3 separate regions of the Homo sapiens genome follow, and all the other regions are linked to region 1. Evidence: read pairs that join two places in POLR2A ChIA-PET (ENCODE). Cell type or tissue: CD4-positive, alpha-beta T cell. All regions are shown on one strand.

Region 1 (8,000 bases):
ATGCATCAACAAGCTTCTTCTTGTTTAACAAGCATCAAGATCAAAGAAGAAAGTTTCATTTCAGTTGAATATGAAATCTGGGTGTGCTCATTTCAAGCTCAACCCAGAACTGAGTATTTGTACAGAAAAAAATATATATACACGTTTTGTTGAAATAAATAAACTGTTTTTTTCAGTTTTGAAAATATCACTTTTTATGTACAGGTCTAGAATAGAGACCAAGAAATCGCCACACATTAATAATTCTGCTAGACCTATATTTGACACAGATCTTGTTACAGAAAAAGAAATTTTTGAAGCTCTCAGATAAAATTGTGTTAAGCTATATTTTTTTATATTGCCTTGCTTTATGGTTTTAGTAGCTTTTACTATAAACATTATAAATTTTCCTATTGTAAAAAATAACTTTACTAAGTTCATTTAAATTAAATATACCTTTAGAAAAAATAAATCCCATTTTGTCTTATATAAATTATTTAATCAAAACATTATGGTTGCCTTATAAGTTTTTAAAAATCTAAGAAAAGGGAAGAGATTAATTTCAAGAAAGGTAAGCTAAGCTTAACTGCACATTTTCCCCCAAAAAAAGTTAGTTAAAAATAACATGTTTAGTCTTAAAAGCTGGCTGGGGGTGTGCCTCTTGTACATACCCTAGATCACATAATATCTCATTAGCATCTTGTATACTAAAAACTGGGGATAAAACTATTGTTATCACTTAAACAAGGTAAAAAAAAATCATACAGGAATTTCTTTAGAAGGAAAAACTAAAGTTTCCTTTACTTCACTACTCACTTGCAATAATGATGATATCCTTAGGGGAGAGAGGAAAACCATACAAAATGAATAGGCTAATAAGATGGTCAAATAAACAGATTCATAGAGAAACCACTCGTACTCAAAAGAGCATAAATTATTACTAGAGCAATATATCTCAACTTCCTGGTGACAAATGCCTGGGTTCCCTGAGAAATGGAAACGATGCCAAGGAGTCTCCAGAACAAAAAGATTGGGAAAATCTGCGCTATAGAAATTAACGAGACAGGCTCTGGACTTAAGGACACTACACATATCCTTAGGCATGATACTGAGGTCTCTTCCCTGGGGAAACTGGCCCAAGAGAAGAAAAAAAACCTACTTTTGGGAGTCCCTGCGTCTTCTTTCTAGAGTAACATGCTCCAGACAAGCAGCCTGATCTAAACACAGAAAACATTTAATCAGCATTTTAATGTCTCACTTAAATATTAATAGAAAGTGGCCAGGCCAAGCGGCTCACGCTTATAATCCCAACATTCTGGCTGGTGGAGACAGGCGGATCACTTGAGGTCAGGAGTTCAAGACCAGCCTGGCCAACATGGTGAAACCCACCAAAATTAGCCAGGTGTAGTGGTGTGCCCCTGTAGTCGCAGCTACTCAGGGGGCTGAGGTGGGAGAATTGCTTGAACCCGGGAGGCGAAGGCTGAAGTGAGCCAAGATAGTGCCACTGCACTCCAGCCTGGGCAACGGAGCAAGACTCCATCTCAAAAAAAAAAAAACAAAAAACTTTTAGGCATTAACAGGACAAAGAACAAACAGCAAGGCAAGTGCTCTTGAAGAACTGAAGTATAATGGCCAAAATGTAAAAATCAATAAAACGAATACAAGATAAAAATAAATCTGATAGGCCGGGCGCTGTGGCTCACTCCTGTAATCCCAGCATTTGGGAGGCCAAGGCGGGCGGATCACCTGAGGTCAGGAGTTCGAGACCAGCCTGGCCAATTTGGTAAAACCCCGTCTCTACTAAAAATACAAAAAATTTAGCTGGGCGTGGTGGCGCGCGCCTACAGTCCCAGCTACTCGGGAGGCTGAGGCAGGAGACTTGCTTGAACCCGGGAGGCGGAGGTTGCAGTGAGCCGAGATCTCTCCACTGCACTCTAGCCTGGGCGACAGAGCGAGACTCCGTCTCAAATAAATAAATCTGATAGAAATAAAAACAGGCTGCCGGGCGCAGTGACTCACGCCTGTAATCCCAGCACTTTGGGAGGCCGAGGCGGGCAGATCACGAGGTCAGGAGATCAAGACCATCCTGGCTAACACAGTGAAACCCCGTCTCTACTAAAAATACAAAAAATTAGCCGGGCGAGGTGGCGGGCGCCTGTAGTCCCAGCTACTCGGGAGGCTGAGGCAGGAGAATGGCGTGAACCCCGGGGGGCGGAGCCTGCAGTGAGCCGAGATCTCGCCACTGCACTCCAGCCTGGGCGACAGCGAGACTCTGTCTCAAAAACAGACAAACAAAAAAAAAAAGAAAGAAAAAAAAGAAACAGGCCAGGCGTGAGTAATCCCAGCACTTTGGGAGGCCAAGGCAAAAGCATCACTTAAGGCCAGGAGTTCCAGACCAGCCTGGGCAATACAGCGAGACTCAGTCTCTATTTTTTAAAAGAAAATATATTTTGAAATTTTGAAAAATAATAAAAAAGAAATGCAAACAGATAAAGATACGGAAACTAGACAGAAATTGTTAAATTACAGATGTGCTCCAAGATATACCACAACTAGATAACACAGCTTCCAAAAAGACAAAAAACAAAGATAACAGAAAGGAGAAATAATAAAAGAAAAATTCCCAGAAATAGTCTCTAGACTGAAAAAGCCCACAGAGTAACCAGCACAGTGAACAGAAAACAAACAATGAAACACCTCACAACAAGGCAATCCTCATTTCAGAATGGTGGTAACCCTTCCACAGAGGACAGACACCATCACCAACAAAGGATTAAGAATCAGAATGGCATCCAAATTCTCAACAGCAATTCCAAAAGCTAGAAGATGAAGTGCTTTCAATACCCAGTGGAAAAATTATTTCCAACCTACAATTCTAATTCTATACCCAGTCAAACCGGCAAGTATAAAGACATCACTGAAGATATTCAAGGTCTGGGTATAACATATACCTCCCATGTATCCTCTCTCAAAAAATTATTGGAAAATGCACTCCAGCAAAACAACATCCAGAAATTAGAGTATCCAAAACAGGAGAGAAGTGAAGAGAATTCCCAGGGAAGTTCCCGGTTCTAATAGCTGTGCCACAGATGTAGAGATCAATGAGCTAATTTGGAATATGAGGATGAGGGACTCCAAAAGACATATCTCCAAGGAAAATAAACAAAAGTAACTCTCTGCTATGTTTTTAATTATTTACAGGAAGTTTCCATTATCAAAACTTTCTTAGGGATAAATTTGTGATAGGTACATAGAAAACGAAGCAATCAAAATGAAAAACAATTTTAACCTCAAAGACCACAAAAAGTTATTTAAAAAGAAAATATAACTGTAGTATCCAACAAGGCTCTACTGTAATCAATATTTACATGGTCATAATAACATTAATACTGATTTAACCAAAAGATGCTACACCTACAATGGAAGGATTCGGTAGGATGGTGATTAGAGAATTAAGTGTACATTTTCCACAGTAGCAAGTCACTACATAATACATAAAACTGAAAAAAAAAAAAAAAAAAAACAAAAAAAAAACAGCTCCTAAAGCAGTAGTATAGCATATTATTTAGAAATGTGTAGGCCAGGCACGGTGGCTCACGCCTGTAATTCCAGCATTTTGGGAGGCCAAGGCGGGTGGATCACTTGAGGCCAGGAGTTCGAGACCAGCCTGGCCAACACGGGGAAACCCTGCCTCTACTAAAAATACAAAAATTAGCAGGGAATGGTGCTACACACCTACAATCCCAGCTACTCAGGAGGCTGAGGCATAAGAATTGCTTGAACCCAAGAGGCAGAGGTTGCAGTGAGCTGAGATCCTGACATTGCACTCCAGCCTGGGTGACAGAGCGAGACTCTGTCTCAAAAAAAAGAAAGAAAGAAAAAGAAATGTGTAGGTAAACAGCCAAAGAAACCTCTAAGAGTTGAAAGTGGTTGTTTCTAGGGGGCAGGAAGAGGGAGTGGAGAAAGATGTGACAAGGGAACATTTTATTTGATAATAAGTTCAGTGCTATTTGACATTTTAAATTATGCACACGTAGTTTAAAAAAATAAATTTAAATTTAAAAATATAGTATAAAGACAAGCATGCTATTTTTGCCTTCAAGTAGTTTGGAAAAGGAAGTAGCTTACTTTCTCAACTTCCTTCCCTTCTACTGCTGATTTACCTATCATCTTAACCTACGCCCTTACCTCTTCCCCTCCTCAGAGAAAAAAATGTCCTTGTTTCTGAGATTTCCAGACTCTACCATGTACTGGATCCCATGCCTCTCGCATTTTCCATAACCTTGCTCCATCTACATTTACCATCTTCTCTTGAATTTACAATCTTTCATTCTATAAATCCTTTCCCTAAAAGCTATAAACAAGCTGAAGTTTTCCACATCCTGTAAATAACTGAAGCTTAAGCACACCCTTCACCCAGTTTTTTCACTTTCCTTCCGTCCACATTAAAGTACTTTATACTCATTACCTCTACTTCCTCATCCTCCACTTTGATTTGTGCCCCCAACATGCTTCTCAAACTACTTTCTCTCACAGATCATTGACTAATCTACATGCCAGATTCAAAGGCCTATTCTCCAGGCTCAGCCTACTTCACGACATTTGAAAATCTTTCCTATCTCTCCTTGAAATACAATCTTTCTTTTCGGCTTTCTCAACACTATTCTACCATTTCTCCTCCTACCACATTTCACAGGTTTCTTCACTGGCTTTTCTTTCTACCCTTAAAAATGCTTGTTTCCTCCCAGAGTTCTATCTTCAGCATTTTCCCTATCATTTTATCCACCCTAGTGATTAGTCATTTCGAGTGTTGCCCACATGTAAATGCCTAGCATGATGTACATGTTAAATGAATGTTTACTGAACTGCAATAAATGAGTCCTAATTTTTACCCCCAAGTTCAAAGTGTATCCCTGAGTTTTAAAATGTTATTTGCCACAATCTAGAAAATTATCTGAAGTTCCTGAGAGCACAAACCAAATACATCCACAACTGAGTTCATTTTCTTTTCCCAAATCTGTTCTCCTCACTGTTATCAATTAGAACCACCATCCAAACTATCACCCTCAACTCCCCGTTTCTCAATCCCTACATCCAACAGTTTGCCAAATCAGTCTTTTCAATCTTTTTTACTCTTGCCATTCCCACTGCCATTCCCCCAAAATTCAGGTGATCAATGCCTTTGTGAGTTTCTCCTATCTCAAGTCACACTCTACTCATTTTATATATATATATATATATATTCTATTTATTCTAAGAATATAAATACTAGTAATAATAACTGTGAGTGCCTAAAGCCTTGGATGAGAAGGAAGACAATGATGTGAAAATATCTGGCTGGGCGTGGTGGCTCACGCTTGCAATCCCAGCACTTTGGGAGGCCGAGGCGGACAGATCACGAGGTCAGGAGTTCAGGACCAGCCTGTCCAATATGGTGAAATCCCGTCTCTACTAAAAAAAAAAAAAAAAAGTACAAAAATCAGCCGGGCATGGTGGCACACGGCTGTAGTCCAGCTACTCAGGAGGCTGAGGCAGGAGAATGGCTTGAACCTGGGAGGCGGAGGTTGCAGTAAGCCGAGATCACACCACTGCACTCCAGCCTGGGCGACAGAGTAAGACTCCGATAAAAAAAAAAAAAAAGAAAATATCTGCCAGGCGCGGTGGCTCATGCCTGTAATCTCAGCACTTTGGGAGGCCGAGGCGGATGGACCGCCTGAGGTCAGGAGTTCGAGACCAGCCTGGCCAACATAGTGAAACCCTGTCTCTACTAAAAATACAAAAGTTAGCTGGGCGTGGTGGCAGGCGCCTGTAATCCCAGCTACTCAGGAGGTTGAGGCAGGAGAATCGCTTGAACCCAGGAGGCGGAGGTTACAATGAGCCAAGATCTGCCATTGCACTCCAGTCTGGGCAACAAGAGTGAAACTCCATCTCAAAAAAAAAAAAAAAGAAAATAAAATATCTAATATTGAGATTCCTATACCCCACACACAGATTACAAAGATTTTATTCCTTGAAACAATTATCTACGGTAAGTATCATTAGTATCCCCTTTTTACAAGTAAAGTGAACTTGCCTAAAGTTAAACTGCTAGCAAGTAAATGGCAACTCCAGGGTCTGAACCCTGACAGTCTGGCTCCAGAGTACATACTATTAACCATGGAATACTTTCTAATGTATATATTCTATTCAAAGTCATTCTGAAAACTTACGTCTCTCCCTTCTTTCTCTACTATTTCCGCTCTCCCCATCCCAACACCCTATTACCCTACATTTCAAGCCACAAAGAACTGAATATGATAGGCTTATTTTCACACCTCTAAGATCCAACTGCAAAGTTCTGTTCTTCCCTTTGTAATCCAATTCAAAATTCATCTCCTCTGAGGGAACCTCTATACCCATCCCCTGTGGAATTATTCACTCTCTAAGCCAGAAAACTCATCACATTATATGCTTATGTATCTGTCTTACATGGCTAGTTTGTGAGTCTCTGGAATTCCTTGTGTGTTTTACATCTTTGTATTACACTGTTAATAACACAGAGTAGTTCAATCAAAGCTTACAGAATTTAACTTAATTAAATGTAAATTCTACTAGCCAAGACATAAAACTAATAGTTTCTACTTTGTCTCATCTTCATTGCAAAATATAGACATCACAAACCAAAAGAATTCCCTTTAGCCGGGTGTGGGTGACTCGTGCCTCTAATCCCAGCACTTTGGGGGGCTGAGGCAGGCAGATAGCTTGAGCTCAGGAGTTGGAGAGCACCCTGGGCAACATGGTGAAACCCAGTCTCTACCCAAAATACAGAAAATTAGCTGGGCATAGTGGCATGTACCTGTAGTCCCAGCTACTCGGGAAGCTAAGGCGGGAGAATTACCCGAACCCCGGAGGCAGAGGTTGCAGTGAGCCGAGATCGTGCCACTACACTCCAGCCTGGGTGACAGAGACCCAGTCTCCAAAAAAAAAAAGAATTCCCTTGAATGTGTAATGTTAGCAGCAATCCTCCAAATGTTAGAGAAACACTAAATTCTTAGAGACATATTTCATAAGGTACTAGAAAGTAGACATCAAAGATGACACAAATATAAGTTCTGGTTATCTTGCTTCTTGATTCTGCCTATTAGTCCAAAGAAGTTATCACTTTTTGCTGCCCTTGGCACTCCCCAACTCCAATAAACAAACGAATTTATACACAACTTAATACATCCAAAGGAAGGGGGAAACTAGCAAGAACACGACTTGCCATATATATATATATATATATATATATATATATATATATATATATATATTTTGTGGTGGTGGTGGTGGTTGTTGTGACGGAGTTTTGCTCTTGTTGCTCAGGCTGGAGTGCAGTGGCACAATCTCGGCTCACTGCAACCTCCACCTTCTGGGTTCAAGTGATTCTCCTGCCTCTGCCTCCCCGGTAGCTGGGATTATAGGCGCCTGCCACCACACCTGTCTAATTTTTTGTATTTTTAGTAGAGACAGGGTTTCGCCATGTTGGGCAGGCTGGTCTCGAACTCCTGACCTCAGGTCATCCACCCACCTTGGCCTCCCAAAATGCTGGGATTACAGGTATAAGCCACCGTGCCCGACCAAATTTTTTTTATTATACCACACACCCTAAGTAATTCTGATACAGATGAACCACAGACTACACTTTGAGAAACACCATTCTGGATGTTCACAGGCAATGTTATCACCAATTTGAAACTTCATACAACCATGAAAACTGAACCTACACTGGTAATTTATGTTAAATACACTAAAACTAGAAGCAAAACTAATATGATACACAACAGCTAACTTTTATACTGAGGTACTGTGCTGTTTTTCAGTTTTCCCTTATTTAATCCCTACTATCATATGAAGTAGATTTCACCACCCATTTCACAGATAAGAAAAATAACTTTCCATATCACATGGCTTCTAGTTGGCAGAACACAGGTATTAAACTCAAACTGTCTACCCAAAGTATATCCTCCTCACCTCGATGTTATACCATCTCTCCATTTGTA
Region 2 (8,000 bases), 80 kb before region 1:
CTCCAGATTACTTATAATACCTAATACAATGTAAATACTATGTAAATAGTTGTCATACTGTATTTTTATTTGTACTTTTAATTATATTTTAAAATATATTTATATTTATACATATTCTATTCTATTTTTCCAAAAATATGTTTGATCCATGGTTGGTTGAATCCATAAATGCAAAACCTGAAGATATAGAGAGTCAAATGTATATTTTTGTGGCACAAAAAGGAGCAATAGACAATACATAAAAAATGAGAGTGACTGTTTTCTAATAAAACCTTATTTACAGAAACACATGGTGGGACATTCTTGGCTCCCGGGCCACAGTTTGCCAACTCCAGTATTATAAAACAACCTGAGAGTCACAGAACTAAGTCTTCTAGTTTCCCTCTACCTTCCAGGCCCTGCTGCCTTACTGTTAACATGGAAAATTCAATCCAGCCTTCCTCATTCCCAAAGCTTCAATTCTGGAACTTGAAAGATCCTGAAAAGACCTGAAATGAACTTGCTTTCTCCTTGCCAAGAGATCTCATCCAATTTCAATTCAGTAAAAAAAAGTGTTCTTTGGATGGATGAGCCATCAAGAGCAGTTCATGGGTTCTACTAAAAAATCAAAGCAGATAAAGGTTTGTCTCTATCAAAAGACTTCTATGAGACAGCTATTTTTTTTTTTACATTTTTTTAAATTATACTTTAAATTCTAGGGTACATGTGCACAACATGCAGGTTTGTTACATACATACCCATGTGCCGTTTTGGTTTGCTGTACCCATTAACTCATCATTTACATTAGGTATTTCTTCTAATGCTATCCCTCTCCCATCGCCCCAGCCCACAACAGGCCCTGGTGTGTGATGTTCCCCGCCCGAGACAGGTATTATTATTCCCATCTTCACATGAGGAAACTGAGACTTAGAAAAGATAAGTTATTCAGCCAGGGCCTGTTCCATACCCAATGCTTAATTCTCTGTGTCATTCTGCCTCCAAAATATTGAACTGATAAAGCCAAAAATATGGTAAACCAAAATAGATAAGTAGCTATGTCTCCTAGAAGTCGTATCTTAGGTCACTAAAGGAAAATATCATTTTGTCAACTTAATATTCTGTTTTCTTATAAAGACTGTGATTCAGTATTTAAATCACTGTTTCAAATATGTTTTTGAGCATTTTTGTCCTAAACAATTACCAATGAAATAACAAATCACCAGAAAAACAACAAATTCCTTTTCTGGATTTTGTGGTATTGGTACTCTTACCTGACACTGGTTAATAGCTGCATGGTTGCCATGAAATGGAGACTGTCTTTCTTTATCTCGATGATGCCGACTGCTGTGTTTACTTCTCTGCAACTGCTGGCGTAATTTTGCAATCTGAGAAAGCAAAAATAGCAAGTACACCAGAGTGTTTTCTACATGAAACAAAAACACATCCTTGCTTAATAAGAACCAGTAAAACTTACCCTTAATAAGTCCTTTGAATTTTTGAACCATATCACAAAGTCTCATTTTTTGTTCATAATTTTATACACATCTACACATGCATGTATGTGTATATGTTCCAACATTGTTCTCAGCCTTCGAGCTTCCCAAGTACTACACAAATAGTTTTCAGCACTTAGAATAAATTACATTACAGTTTTCACGAAGAATTAAAAAAATAACAATCATTCTCATTGCCTTTACCATAAGTTAATTTTTATTTCAATTTAGATTTATTGAACACCTAGCTTTCAACAGTTCCAAAAATTACACAGTATTTAAAAATCAACTCAAGTCATGAAATATATTCACAGATATCATCTTTAAATAACGAATGCAATTCCAATGAATATCTTATTTATTCTTTGACCGAGTTTTTGCATTTCTACATTATGTGTGAAATGAAAATGTCACTAATTAGCAGCACAGAAAATGGTAATCATAGCATGGAGCCATAACCATCATGGTTATAGTGAGTACTGCATTTCAGAAACACCACCATATATAGAAAAATAATAAATGTGGCCAGGTGCGGTGGCTCATGCCTGTAATCCCAGCACTTTGGGAGGCCAAGGCAGGCAGACTGCTTGAGGTCAGGAGTTAGAGACCAGCCTGGACAACATGATGAAACCCCATCTCTACTGAAAATACAAAAATTAGCTGGCCATGATGGCATACACCTGCAGTCCCAGGTACTTGGGAGGCTGAGGCACGAGAATTGCTTGAGCCTGGGAGGCAGAGCCTGCAGTGAGCCAAGATCGCACCACTGCACTCCAGCCTGGGCAACAGAGCGAGACTCCGTCTCACACACACACATGCACACCCCAAAAAAAAAAAAAAAAGAATAAATGTGAATTTGTTGTATTGTTACAATTTTTAAATCTGATGTTAATAGACAGGTATGAATTCTCCTAAAAAAAGACAAACATACATAATCAGGTAAGTGATATATAAATATCCCTATTGAAATCTTTATTAAATCAACACAATAATTGTTTTTGTTATTTCAGAAGCCAAAAAGAAAAAAGAAATCAATGGAAAACGACAAATCCTTGCTGCCCATAATATCAAGGAAATAGCCAACAAAAGGATCATATTTCCACACCCACTATCTTAGAACCATTTTTCTGACCTCCTTAAGTTGATCTGTACTGCCCCAAGATGCTGAGCGCTTGTGAGACCCTTTCTTCTTTTCAGAGTATTCTTCAGCCCATGCACTCTCTGTCTGTAATGAAAAAAGAGGGGAGGTGTATTTAACAAAAATCATTTCACAACAATGTCTACCATATTTTTCTATTATAAAACATATTTCCATTACAAAAAAATTAGACATTAAAAATAATTAACACAAATTACTCAAAATTCTCCTGGCACCAGTTACTTAACTGGTATTAATTACAATTAATATTTTGGCATACTTCATTTTTATTGCTAATAAAAAATTAGTATTTTTACATAATTATAATTATACTACAAATAAAGCATTTATGGAACAAAGTTAACTATATATAATAACTAGAGTTACCATAGTTAACTAACATATAATAGCTAATAATGTCAGTTATTATTAGCACGCACCAGGCACACTAATAATAGCTAACATTCTTGTGCTCTTATGTGCTAGGCACTGTGCTTTCATATGCTTTATCTGACTTAACACATGTAAGTTGCCTAAGGTGTTACAAGCGGCAAAGCCAAGAAATAAACCTGAGACTCCAGAGCTTGTAATATTAACTTCTATATTATGTCTAGTCTTGCCATAAGTATCTTCAGAGAACAGCTTCAAAAATGTTAAACCTGGCTGGGCGCGGTGGCTCACGCCTGTAATCCCAGCACTTTGGGAGGCCAAGGCGGACAGGCCACGAGGTCAGGAGTTCGAGAACAGCCTGACCAGCATGGTGAAACCTTGTCTCTACTAAAAATACAAAAATTAGCGTGTGCTTGTAATCCCAGCTACTCAGGAGGCTGAGGCAGGAGAATCGCTTGAACCCGGGAGGTGGAGATTGCAGTGAGCCGAGATCGTGCCACCGTACTCCAGCCTGGATGACAGAGGGAGGCTCCGTCTCAAAAAAAAAAAAAAAAAAAAAAAAGTTAAACCTTAAGTAGTTATACCAAACCCAGAATTTAAAAAGTGTATTGGGAAAGAAAATACAAATGAGTTCCTAGCACATGAAACTATGCTCAACCTCACTGATAAGAAGGGAAATGAAAGTTAAAGCTTCAACAAGATTGAGCAATTTGCTAATATAAACTCTCCTATATTGTTAGTGGGAGCATACAGCCTTTATGGGGGGATATTCAGCACCTGCTGTCAAAGTTATAAATGCGCAAACTGACACAGCAACCCCTTATTTAACAATTTATCCTGCACAGATACCAAATGCACATCTTTATGTACAAAATGACTTGCCTATTATTCCCTGTAGCACTGTTCTTACAAGTAAGACTGAAACAATGTAAGTAAGTTAGATTTATTTAGGTTTGGCTAAATAAATTATGGTATACCTTTATAACAGAGTACTGTGCAGCTATAAAAATGAATAAGGAAATTCACAATATACAGACATGAAATAATCTCCATGATATACTGTTAAGTGAAAAACCTCAAGGCTCAGTACCGTGTGTATAGCAACTGCCTTTATATGGGACTGCTAAAAAGAATGCATGTGTGTGTAAATTATATCTGGAAGAAAATAGATGGTAACAAAGAAAATTGGTACCAGTGGCTGTCTCTGGGGAAAAAGACCCTTAGTGTATACCCTTCTGTACCTTCTGAATTTTGTACATGAAATAATAAAAAATACCAAAAAATACTGTGCAGTTTGAATATCTTTTGCACTATTAACGTACCAATTACTAATTATAAAATGGTCTAGTTTCAAATGGGGAAGGAAAAGTTTTCAAAAATGAAGACACTGTGATTCTAATTAGTCATGTCCCAGGTCTGGATCTTCTCCTTATAGCCAAAAGGACTCCATTCTGACAAGGATCCTTAAATACACTGAATCAAAAGGAAGGGCTACAATTTGGTCAACTTCCCACCACTCTATGCCCTATTTCACCCTAAACTCCAGTTTCACTTTGAGGTTACCAACTGATGTCACACATCCCAGAGGTGACCCCTACTGTACTTATAATTTCTCATATTAGGATCCACAGGCTCTTTAAGTCCATTGTTAAAATACCTGTCACAAAGATCAACATGTAAATAGGACCATATAGCATAAAGTATCAAAATCAAAAACCAAAATCAAAATAATAAACTTAATACTATAAAATTTAAAACCTTAACAAATGAATTTTTTTTTTTTAATTTTTAAGTTCAAGGGTACATGTACTGGTTACATAGGTAAACAGGTAAACTCGTGTCATGGGGGTTTGTTGTACAGATTATTTCGTCACCCAGGTACTAAGCCTAGTACTCATTAGCTATTTTCCCTGATCCTCTCCCTCCTCCCACCCTCCACCCTCTAGAAGGCCCCAGAATCTGCTCTTCCCCTCTATGTGTCCATGTGTTCTCATTATTTAGCTCCCATTTATAAGTGAGAACATGCAGTATTTGGTTTTCTGTTCCTGTGTTAGTTTGCTAAGGATAATGGCCTCTAGCTCCATCCATGTTCCTGCAAAGGACATGATCTTGTTTATTTTTATGGCTGCACAGTAGTCCATGGTGTATATGCACCACATTTTCCTTATCCAGGCTACTGTTGATGGGCATTTAGGTTGATTCCATGTCGTTGCTATTGTGAATAAGCAGCATAGTATGCGTGGTTCAGAATCACATATGTTGGTGTTAAACAAACATGTTTAAGTTTCAGATCAGTTAAATAACATTTTTTGGGCCAGGCGTGGTGGCTCATGCCTGTAATCCCAGGAGGCCGAGGCGGGTGGATCACGAAGTCAGAAGTTTGAGACCAGCCTGGCCAACATAGTGAAACCCCGTCTCTACAAAAAGTACAAAAAATTAGCCGGGCGTGGTGGCAGGCACGTGTAATCCCAGCTGCTTGGGAGGCTGAGGCAGGAGAATCGCTTGAACTTGGGAGGTGGAGGTTGCAGTGAGCTGAGATCTCGCCACTGCACTCTAGCCCGGGCGACAGTGAGAGGCTCCATCTCCAAAAAAAAAAAAAAAAAAAATTGTATCTTTACAAGATGCTTCTCTTATATGAATTTTTAAATTCCTCATTTATAAGAATAATGTCAGGCCAGGCACAGCGGCTCATGCTTATGCATGGCTAATCCCAGTGCTTTGAGAGGCCAAGGCTACAGGATCACTTGAGCCCAGGAATTCAAGACCAGCCTGGGGAACACAGGGAGACCTCATCTCTAAAAAAATGTAAAAAATTAGCTGGGCCTCATGACTCACGACTGTAGTCCTAGCTACTTGAAAGGCTGAGGTGGGAGGATTGCTTGAGCCTGGGAGGTTGAGGCTGCACTGAGCTGTGCTTGCTCCACTGCACTCCAGCCTGGATGTCAGAGCGAGACCCTGTCTCAAAAAAAAAGGAATAATGTCATCTACATACTAAAATTATAAGGTAATTAAAGGAGTTAGTATATGTAAAGGGTTTAATTTTTAAGCACGGTGCCAAGAACAAAACATTCACTCAGTAAATGTTTATTATTATTTTCATTCCATTAGGCCAAGTAGTCGTAACTTATTTTGTTATCTCTATGGTCATAAAGATATATGAAAGAATGCAAATATTTTTTGATGAAAAAAATGACCATAATAATTTCATGTAAAACAGAGGATAGAAACAGAATAAGTTTTATGAAAATAGTTTTTTGCAAATTCTAATCAAATGTAAATGATAACCCCTCTTTCATACATTTTATATTACTATTTATATGAAAACTTCAGGCTAAAATCATGATGAAGAGATGCTTTATAAATACAATTCCAAATTCAAAAATTGTTTAAATTTTTATCCTTGCATTTCAAATGTTAGTTCAATATTTAATTCAGAGCTTATAGAGGTTCTCAAATATAGTTAGAAAAAAAAAGTTGGTTTATACCTCTCCTCATGGAAGAGGGGAGGAACCCTTAGAGATAAGAGGGAATCCCTCTATTTAGGAAAACTCCTTAATATAGTAAGTGAAATACAAGGTTGCAGAAAAATGTATAGAATATGATATTTTGTGTGTAACCAAAAAAAATCAGTTTTTCTTGTTCATTTGTGTTTGTGTATGTGGTTGTGTGCTTGGGCACATGCAACCTCCAAGAAAACAACTGAAGTAGGCAAGGATCATCAATGGAAGTGAAAACTACTAGGTAAAAGCTACTAAAGAACAGGATATTTGTGCGGTGCCAAAACTCGCAAATTACTTGCTAATTACAAAACCAAACAGTTTATTTTCTTTCCAAAGTGAATAATTCATTTAAAAACTTAATGTAATTAAGGAAAAAAGTGCGAGAATGACCTGTTCTAAATTAAGAAAGACTTAAGAGAAGCCAAGTGCAATGTATGAATGTGGAACTGGGTCCTTTTGGGTCCAAGTGTAATGTATAAATGTTGAATTGGGTCATTAAAAAAAAAAAAGACATATTGGGGAAATTTTAACATAAACTGGTTATTATGTGATATTATGGAATTGTTAATTTTTTTAGGTGACCTAATGCTGTTGTAGCTATATAGAAAATATTCTTAGGAGATACATATCAAAATATGTAGGGATAAAAATGTCATATCTCCAACATACTTTCAAAAATTGCAGCGCACACACACACACACACACACACACACGACAGGTAAAGCAAATATGACTAATGTTTAAAACTCTTGAATCACAGCTGTAGTATTCTGATTTTTTTTTTGTATATTTAACATTTCCATAATAAAAAGGAGAAAAATCTTAGGTCATTTCCACTGATATTTTATGAACTCCATTTAGGACAATTCCATAAAGAAATACCTCCATTAGAAAGTATTAGACCAACAAATCAATACAGAAGAATGACAGAGCTACAAAGTCATCACTTTGGAACTATTATAGTAATAACTGACTTAAGTAATAATCATCAACAAATGCTAAAACCAATGAATGTTTCTTGGAGAACAGAATATTTACAATCTCAAATATTTCTCCACAAATTACTATTAGTTACAAAGGGTTCTGATGGATCAAACTTAACATCACTGACTTCATGTACCTCTTGATCCACAGGCACAGAAAGGAACATACATCACATACAGTATTCCTAACAAAAATGTAACAAATTGAATCTTATCATAAAGGAATATATAAACCCAAGTTGACAACATTCAAAAAAATACTGGTCTACACTCTTAAAAAACATTAATGTCATGAAAGACTCAAAAACTCAGGCTGAGGAACTTCTCTAGATTAAAGGATATTGAAGAGAAATGACATGTAAATGCCATGTGTGCTCCCTGACTGGATCCTAGCTTACAGGGGAAATTGCTACAGAGAACAAATTCTGAACAACTGAAAAATTTGGAATATAAACCATATATTAAATAACAGTATTATATCAATCTTACATCTCCTGAATTTGATAAGTTTATTGGT
Region 3 (8,000 bases), 110 kb before region 1:
TTTGGATGTCTCACCCAAATCATGGGGGTGGATCTCTCATGAATGGTTTAGCACAGTCCCTCTTAGTACTGTGAGTTCTTACGAAATCTGGTTGTTTAAAGGTGTGTAGCGCCTCCCACTTCTCTCTCTTGCTCCTGCTTGGCCATGTGACCTGTGTCTTTCCCCCTTTGCCTTCCACCATGATTTAAGTTTCCTGAGGCCTCCCCGGACACCAAGTAAATGCCAGCGTCATGCTTCCTGTACAGCCTGCAGAACTGTTAGTCAATTAAGCCTCTTTTTTTTTTTTTTTTTTTGAGACGAATCTCACTCTGTCACCCAGGTTGGAGCACAGTGATGTGATCTCGGCTCACTGCAACCTCTACCTCCCATGTTCAAGCGACTCTTCTGCCTCAGCCTCCTGAGTAGCTGGGACTACAGGCACCCGCCACCACACCTGGCTAATTTTTTTGGTATTTTTAGTAGAGACGGGGTTTCACCATATTGGCCAGGCTGGTCTCAAACTCCTGACCTTGTGATCCGCCCATGTCAGCCTCCCAAAGTGCTGGGATTACAGGTGTGAGCCACCATGCACAGCCCCTGTTTTCTTTATAAATTACCCAGTCTCAGGTATTTACAGCAACATGAGAACAGATTAATCTATATAATTATTTATATTCTGGGGGGGGTTTATTATTGTTTTTGTTTCTTCTTAAAAAAAATAAGATACATGTGCAGAACATGCAGGTTTGTTACAAAGGTACACGTGTGCCATAGTGGTTTGCTGCACCTATTGACCAGTCCTCTAAGTTCCCTCTCTTCACCTCCCACCTCAAACAGGCCCTGGTGTGTGTTCCCCTCTATGTGCCCATGTGTTCTCATTGTTCAACTCCCACTTATGAGTGAGAACATGCGGTGTTCAGTTTTCTGTTCTTGTGTTAGTTTGCTAAGGATGATGGCTTCCAGCTTCATCCATGTCCTTGCAAAGGACATGATCTCATTCCTTTTTATGGCTGCATAGTATTCCATGAAGTATATGTACCACATTTTCTTTATCTGGTCTATCATTGATGGCATTTCAGTTGGTTCCATGTCTTTGCTATTGTAAACAGTGCTGCAATAAACACATATGTGCATGTGTCTTTATAGTAGAATGATTTATAACCCTTTGGGTATATATTCAGTAATGGGATTGCTGGGTCAAATGGTATTTCTGGTTCTAGATCCTTGAGGAATTGCCATACTGTCTTCCATAATCGTTGAACTAATTTACACTCCCACCAACAGTGTAAAAGCATTCCTATTTCTCCACAGCCTCACCAGCATCTATTGTTTTCTGACTTATTTTAATAATTGCCATTCTGACTGGCGTGAGATGGTATCACATTGTGGTTTTCATTTGCATTTCTCTGATGATCAGTGATGTTGAGTTTTTCATGTTTTTTTTTTTTTACATGTTTGTTGGCCGTGTAAATGTCTTCTTTTAAGAAGAGTCTGTTCATATCCTTTGTCCATTTTTTGATGGGGTTGCTTTTTTCTTGTAAATTTGTTTAAGTTCCTTGTAAATTCTGGATATTAAACCTCTGTCAGATGGGTAGATTGCAAAAGTTTTCTCCCATTCTGTAGGTTGCCTGTTCACTCTGATGATAGTTTCTTTTGCTGAGCAGAAGCTCTTTAGCTTAATTAGATCCCATTTGTCAATTTTGGCTTTTGTTGCAATTGCTTTTGGTGTTTTTGTCATGAAGTCTTTGCCCATGCCTGTGTCCTGAATGGTATTGCCTAGGTTTTCTTCTAGGGTTTTTATGCTTTTGGGTTTTACATTTAAGTCTTTAATCCATCTTAATTTTTGTATAAGGTATAAGGAAGAGGTCCAGTTTCAGTTTTCTGCATATGGCTAGCCAGTTTTCCTAGCACCATTTACTGAATAGGAGATCCTTTCCTCATTGCTTGTTTTTGTCAGGTTTGTCAAGGATCAGATGGTTGTAGATGTGTGGTGTTATTTCTAAGGTCTCTGTCCTGCTCCGTTGGTCTATATGTCTGCTTTGGTACCAGTACCATGCTGTTTTGGTTACTGTAGCCTTATAGTATAGTTTGAAGTCAGGTAGCATGATGCCTCCAGCTTTGTACTTTTTGCTTAGGATTGTCTTGGCTATATACAGGGTCTTCTTTGATTCCATATGAAATTTAAAATAGTTTTTCTAATTCTGTAAAGAATGTCAATGGTAGTTTGATGGGAATAGCATTGAATCTATAAATTACTTTGGGCAGTATGGCCATTTTCACAATATGACTTATTTATTTAACAGAACCACTTCCAAAATCTATGTAGAGATTTTTAAATTAAAAATGTTTTTATTGTCACAGTATTACTTTTGGAAAGAACTATCTGGTTACATAATTACAGGATATTACTTGTTTCCTGACAAGATATTCAAAATAAAATATGAAACAAGCATTAACAGAGGTATCCGCCAAAGCTAGTAACATCAGTGTGCCAGATAAACATCTTGCAGATTCTTCTGCTGTCTAGCAAAGAAATGTGATTAACCTATCCTTCATTTAGGAAAGTTTCTTTGGAAAACCTCTTTCAGGAAGAGGTGGGCAAGAAGACAAAGGTAACAGACAAAGACAAAGGAAGACAAAGGTAACACTGATTAGAAATGATTCTAATCAATGACCATCAGTTTTATTCCCTGATAATCTTGCTGTCTGATACAGAACTTAGTGTTAAATCTCTATTTCTCCTTTTATTCCTGCTCCCCTTCAGAACTGGAAAAAAAAAAAAAAAAGAAAAAGCATAATAAATACAACAAGAATCCTTGGCAAACACAAGAAATCTGTGATTAAAAAAGGCCAAGGGGAAGCTCCACGCAGAAGTGCTGAGAGAGGATGTCTCCACTGCTCAGTTAGTGTTGGGTCCTCATATGTAACACAGGACACAGAAACCTACCTCATGGCTTTAAAGATGAAATGACAGGAAACCTGGTATGGTGCCTGGCGTCTAAAGCATGAATGCTCAGAAAACAGTAGCTGCAATTTTTATTTTGTATTTTCCCTATTATGTATTTTATTCTTAAAATAATTATCTTTTCACATTTTTTTCAAGTGTCACTTATTTTCTTTCACATATAGTGTCTCCTAATTTTTCCCTTTTTATAAGTCCCTCTGTTCCCACATTCCCCACAGCCTCAAGCTTCTGTATTACTTATTCCCTTTACTTCCATCTCTTCTTTCTGATCCCTTTTCCATTCTCAGCATCCACTACCAAAGGAAAGAAAATTTTAAGTTTGGGTGTTCTATAAGTGTTTTATAGAGAAAATTTATATAATTTTTAAAAATTCAACTTATATTTTTGAGCCACTCTCCATAGCTCAGATCTTTGGTGCACAGATATACAATTGTCAAAACCTATTTTTTTTTTTTTTTTTTTTTTTGAGATGGAGTCTCGGTCTGTCTCCTAGGCTGGAGTGCAGTGGTGCAATCTCAGCTCACTGCAACCACAGCCTCCCGGGTTCAAGTGATTCTTGTGCCTCAGCCTCCCGAGTAGCTGGGATTACAGGCACCCGCGACAACGCCCAGCTAAATTTTTGTATATTTAGTAGAGATGATGAGGTTTCGCAACGTTGGCCTGGCTGGTCTCAAATTCCTGACCTCAGGTGATCCACCACCTGGACCTCCCAAAGTGCTGGGATTACAGGCGTGAGCCACTGTGTCCAGCCTCAAAACTATTTTTTTGAGGAAGATCTTAGCCATATCCATAGATCTATTCTCTTAGTCTAGTTCATTTGATGTGAACACTTGTCCTGGTTAGACCCTTTCAGCTTTCATAAGCGGTGACAACTCTATATACAGTTTAGTGGGTGGCTAAAGCACAATCAATGTCATAAATCAAGTACTGGTCAGACAATAAAACTTTAAGTCACTAACACTCCATAGGTATAAAAACTCAAATTTCTGATGTAACCTGCAGTAGTCAGCTGAGCTATAAACTTCAAGTAACACAGAGTGATCTGTAAAGAATGATGCAATTTTTAGGTGAATTGTAAAATAATTTTGCAAATTTGCAAACAGAAAATTATGGGACTAAAGCTTATCTATATGTCTTCAAGGGTTTAGCCCTTATATTTTTTGATTTTCCCTTTCCTCAAATATAAACATAAATTCTATGTTTATAGAATAAATTCTATAATTTCTCTCTAGAAACCTACACACCTAATTTCTCAACATTTTCTGTTCTACCTACTGGAACAAAAGTTTCATATACGCCAGATATTTCACAAAAGCAGGAAGTGAAAAGAACATTCTTCCTTTGCCCCTTCATGTTTATTCAACCAAAAGCCAATGCATGCGTATAAAACAGACACACACACAGATTTATATTTCACCCAGAAAAAAAGACTATTTCCCCAAAATATCAGAAGCAAGCTACACCTGGGAACAGAGGTGGTATTTTTTTCTTTTGGATTATTTTTCTACAATTAACCTGAGGAGAGAAACTATGTCTTATTAATCTCTTTAGTGCCACTGCCAAGCACAGAGCCTAGAACATATAAGATGCTTGTTCAACAAGGCTGGTATATGGATGTGTGTGTCCCCCCAAAATCATATGTTGAAGCCCTAACTGCCAATGTGGCTGTATTTGGACATGGGGCATCTAAGGCAGTAGTTGAGTTTTGTTTTGTTGTTGTTGTTTGAGACAGGGTCTCACCTTGTTGCCCAGGCTGGAGTGCAGTGGCATGATCTTGGCTCACTACAACCTCTGCCTCCTGGCCTCAGGCGATCCTCCCACCTCAGCCTCCCGAGTAGCTGGGATTACAGGCACATGCCACCATGCCTGGCTAATTTTTGTACTTTTTTGGTAGAGACAGGGTTTTACCATGTTGCCCAGGCTGGCCTCAAACTCCTGGGCTCAAGCAATCAGACAGCCTCAGCCTCTCAAAGTGCTGACATTACAAACATGAGCCACTGTGCCCACTCAGCAGTAAAGTTTAAATTAGGTCATATGGGGGAGGCAGCCCCGGTCCAAGAGGACACCAGAGAGTCACCTCCCATTCCCATGCACACGAAGAGCTCATATAAGCACACAGCAAGAAGGGAGCTGTCTGCAACCCAAGGGGAGAACCCTCAACCAAATACCAACCCTGCTGGCACCTTGATCTTGCACTTAAGAGTCTCCAGAACTGGAAGATAAATTTCTGTTGTGTAAAGTCACGTAGTCTATGCATAATATTTTGTTATGGCTGCCTGAAGAGACTAATACACTCACCTTTAATTTTTTTTATTTCTACAGTTTTCAATAGACTTAAGAACATACTTAAACATAAGCCAGAGATATAGTGATCCAGAGAACTTGAATATGTCCATAAAAAGTCTGCCCTGAGAAACTATTTTTAACTTCATTGTTTACTCTTTTTTTATTTAAATAATTTTAAAAATATAATTAGAGATAGGGTCTCACTATGTTGCCCGGGCTGGTCTCAAACTCCTGGCCTCAAGTGATCCTCCCAGCCTTGACCTCCCAAAGTACAGGGATTACAAGCATGAGTCACTGTGCCTGGACTGCCATTGTTTTCTTTATTGCAAAAGTAAAAAAAATATTCAGTGAAGAAAGAAAATTAAATACATGTCAATCACCAGAGATAACAACTATTAATAATTTTATAAAAACTCTTCTATCTAGTCCTTTTTCTTCTATATACATATACACTTTTAACCAGAAACAGATCGTACCTAGTGTTCTGAACCCAGTGGTTTTTTTTTTTTAACATTATACCAGACCTGTAACCTATCTCTATGCTTTAAAACGTTTAACCAAATCATTTTTATAGTTGCATAATTTTTTTATGAGGGCATTACTTAAGAAATCAATGCTCTATTAAACAAATAGTTTTCAATTTTTCACTATTACAGAACCATACTGTCATGCACATCCTCCTAGACAATTATTTGCACACATATGTAAATACTTCCTTAGAATAAATTCCTGGGGTGAGGAGCTATTTTCCTGGGGGGACATAAAGGATAGTAAAGATTTTTCAGGACTTTGATTCATAATGCCAAACCAAATAGTAAAATATTTTTACTCCTCACATTTTTATCTGCACTCTATGAATATATATGTTTCATGAAACTCTCTAAATTGGATTTATTTTTTCTAAACCTTTGCTAAGTTTCATAAACTACCAGTGCTCTCATTCCTTCAGTTTTTATATTGTAGAATACACAATGAAATACTCATCAGTTATGTATACACATGTACACGCACACACACAACCACATTTTTCTTTATTCATTCAACTGTTGATGGGCACTTAGGTTGATTCCATACAATGGCTACCGAGAGTGGCTACGATAAACATGTGAGCGCAGGGTATCCCTTTGATATGTTAATTTTTGTCTTTTTGATAACAGCCATTCTAACAGGGGTGAGGTGATATCTCATTATGGATTTGGATTTGATTTGCATTTCCCTGATGACTAGTAAAGATGAACTTTTTAAAATATATATTTGTTGGCCATTTAATCTATGTCTTTTTTTGAGAAATGTCTAGTCAGACATTTAATCTGTCTCTTCTAAGAAATGTCTAGTCAGATTGCCCATTTTTTAATGGGATTCTTTGTTGTTGTTGTTTTTTGCTATTGAGTTCCTTGAAGATTCTCGATGTTAGTTCCTTGTTGGATGAATAGTTTGCAAATATTTTCCTCCATTCAACAGGTTTTCTCTTCACTCTGTTGTTTCCTTTGCTGTACAGAAGCTTTTAAATTTAATATAGTCTCATTTGTATATATTTTTTTGTTACCTAGGCTTTTGTAGTCCTAGCCATAAAATCTTTGCCTAGACCAATGTGCTGAAACATTTCCCCTATGTTTTCTTCCAGGAGTTTTGTAGTTTTGGGTCTTACCTTTAAGGCTTTAATCCATTTTAGGTCGATTTTTATATGTGGTAAGAGATAATGGTCTACTTTCATCCTTCTGCATAAATCAGTTTTCCCAGCACTATTTATTGAAGATGTTCTTTCCTCCAGTGTATGTTCTTAGCACTTCTGTGAAAAATCAGCTGGCTGAAATGCATGAATTTATTTCTGGGTTCTTTATTCTGTTCCGTGGATCCATGCTGTTTGGATGACTATAGCTTTGTGTAATATATTTTGAAGTCAGGTAGTATGATGCCTCTAGCTTTGTTCTTTTTGCTTTGTATGGCTCTATTTGGGGACTTTTGTGGTTCCATTCAAATCTTAGGATTGTTTCTTCTATTTCTGTGAAGAATGTCATTGGTACTTTAACATAAACAATTAATATTTTAATTGCAATCAATCTATAGATTGCTTTGGATAGTATGGTCATTTTAACAACATGAATTCTTCCTATGAACATAGGATATCTTTCCATTTGTGTCCTCTTCAATTTCTTTCATTAGTGTTTGCAGTTTTTGTTGTAGATATCTTTCATTTCCTTGGTTAAATTTATTCTCAGGGTTTTTTATTGTTGTTCTTTTTTAGCTATTGTAACCTGAATTGCTTTCTTTATTTCTTTTTTAGCTAGTTCACTGTGAGTGTATAGAAACACTACTCATTTTTATATATTGACTTTGTATCCAGCGACTTTAGTAAATTCATTTATCAGTTTTGTGATTTTTTTTGTAGTCTTTTGGTTCTTATTTTATGTACAGATAAATTGGAATGGGTAGGTTTTTCCATATATAAGATCATGTCATTTGTAAAGAAAAATTTGACTTTCTGTCTTCCAGTTTGGATGCCTTTTTTTTCTTTCATCTGGTTGCTCTGGCTAGGACCCCCAGTACTATACTGAATAACTGGTGAAAATGGGCACCCTTGTCGTGTTTCAGTTCTTAGAGGAAAGGCTTTCTGCTTTTCCCCATTCAGTACAATTTAGCTGTGGGTTTGTCACCTATTGCTTTTATTATGTCAAGGTATTTTCCTTCTATGCCTAATTTGTTGAGAGTTTTTACCATGGATGAGTGCTGAATTTTATCACATGGTTTTTCTGTATCTATTACAATGATT

Evidence for each region. Peaks named below come from ENCODE experiments on the same cell type or tissue, not always from the same donor. Only the 100,000 strongest peaks of a DNase experiment are listed, where the experiment ranks them.
Region 2: POLR2A ChIA-PET joins it to region 1 with 6 read pairs; 10 of 35 experiments call an interaction of 5 or more read pairs at or near these places.
Region 3: POLR2A ChIA-PET joins it to region 1 with 9 read pairs; 10 of 35 experiments call an interaction of 5 or more read pairs at or near these places.

The regions. Positions count from the first base shown.
Region 1 is chr2:202,639,567-202,647,566 of GRCh38, reverse strand. The region is part of intron 1 of FAM117B (family with sequence similarity 117 member B); the gene reads right to left. Among named protein-coding and RNA genes, the nearest start is that of FAM117B, 8.6 kb to the right of the region's middle. In CD4-positive, alpha-beta T cell, no CTCF peak of the experiment used is centred here; a DNase peak (open chromatin) is centred at 4,446; H3K4me3 peaks cover 1,835 bases; H3K27ac peaks cover 4,183 bases.
Region 2 is chr2:202,719,614-202,727,613 of GRCh38, reverse strand. It overlaps FAM117B (family with sequence similarity 117 member B), which reads right to left. Exons shown (of 8, transcript NM_173511.4): 3 at 2,605-2,697; 4 at 1,251-1,364. Among named protein-coding and RNA genes, the nearest start is that of FAM117B, 89 kb to the right of the region's middle. In CD4-positive, alpha-beta T cell, no CTCF peak of the experiment used is centred here; no DNase peak of the experiment used is centred here.
Region 3 is chr2:202,747,182-202,755,181 of GRCh38, reverse strand. The region is part of intron 4 of FAM117B (family with sequence similarity 117 member B); the gene reads right to left. Among named protein-coding and RNA genes, the nearest start is that of FAM117B, 120 kb to the right of the region's middle. In CD4-positive, alpha-beta T cell, no CTCF peak of the experiment used is centred here; no DNase peak of the experiment used is centred here.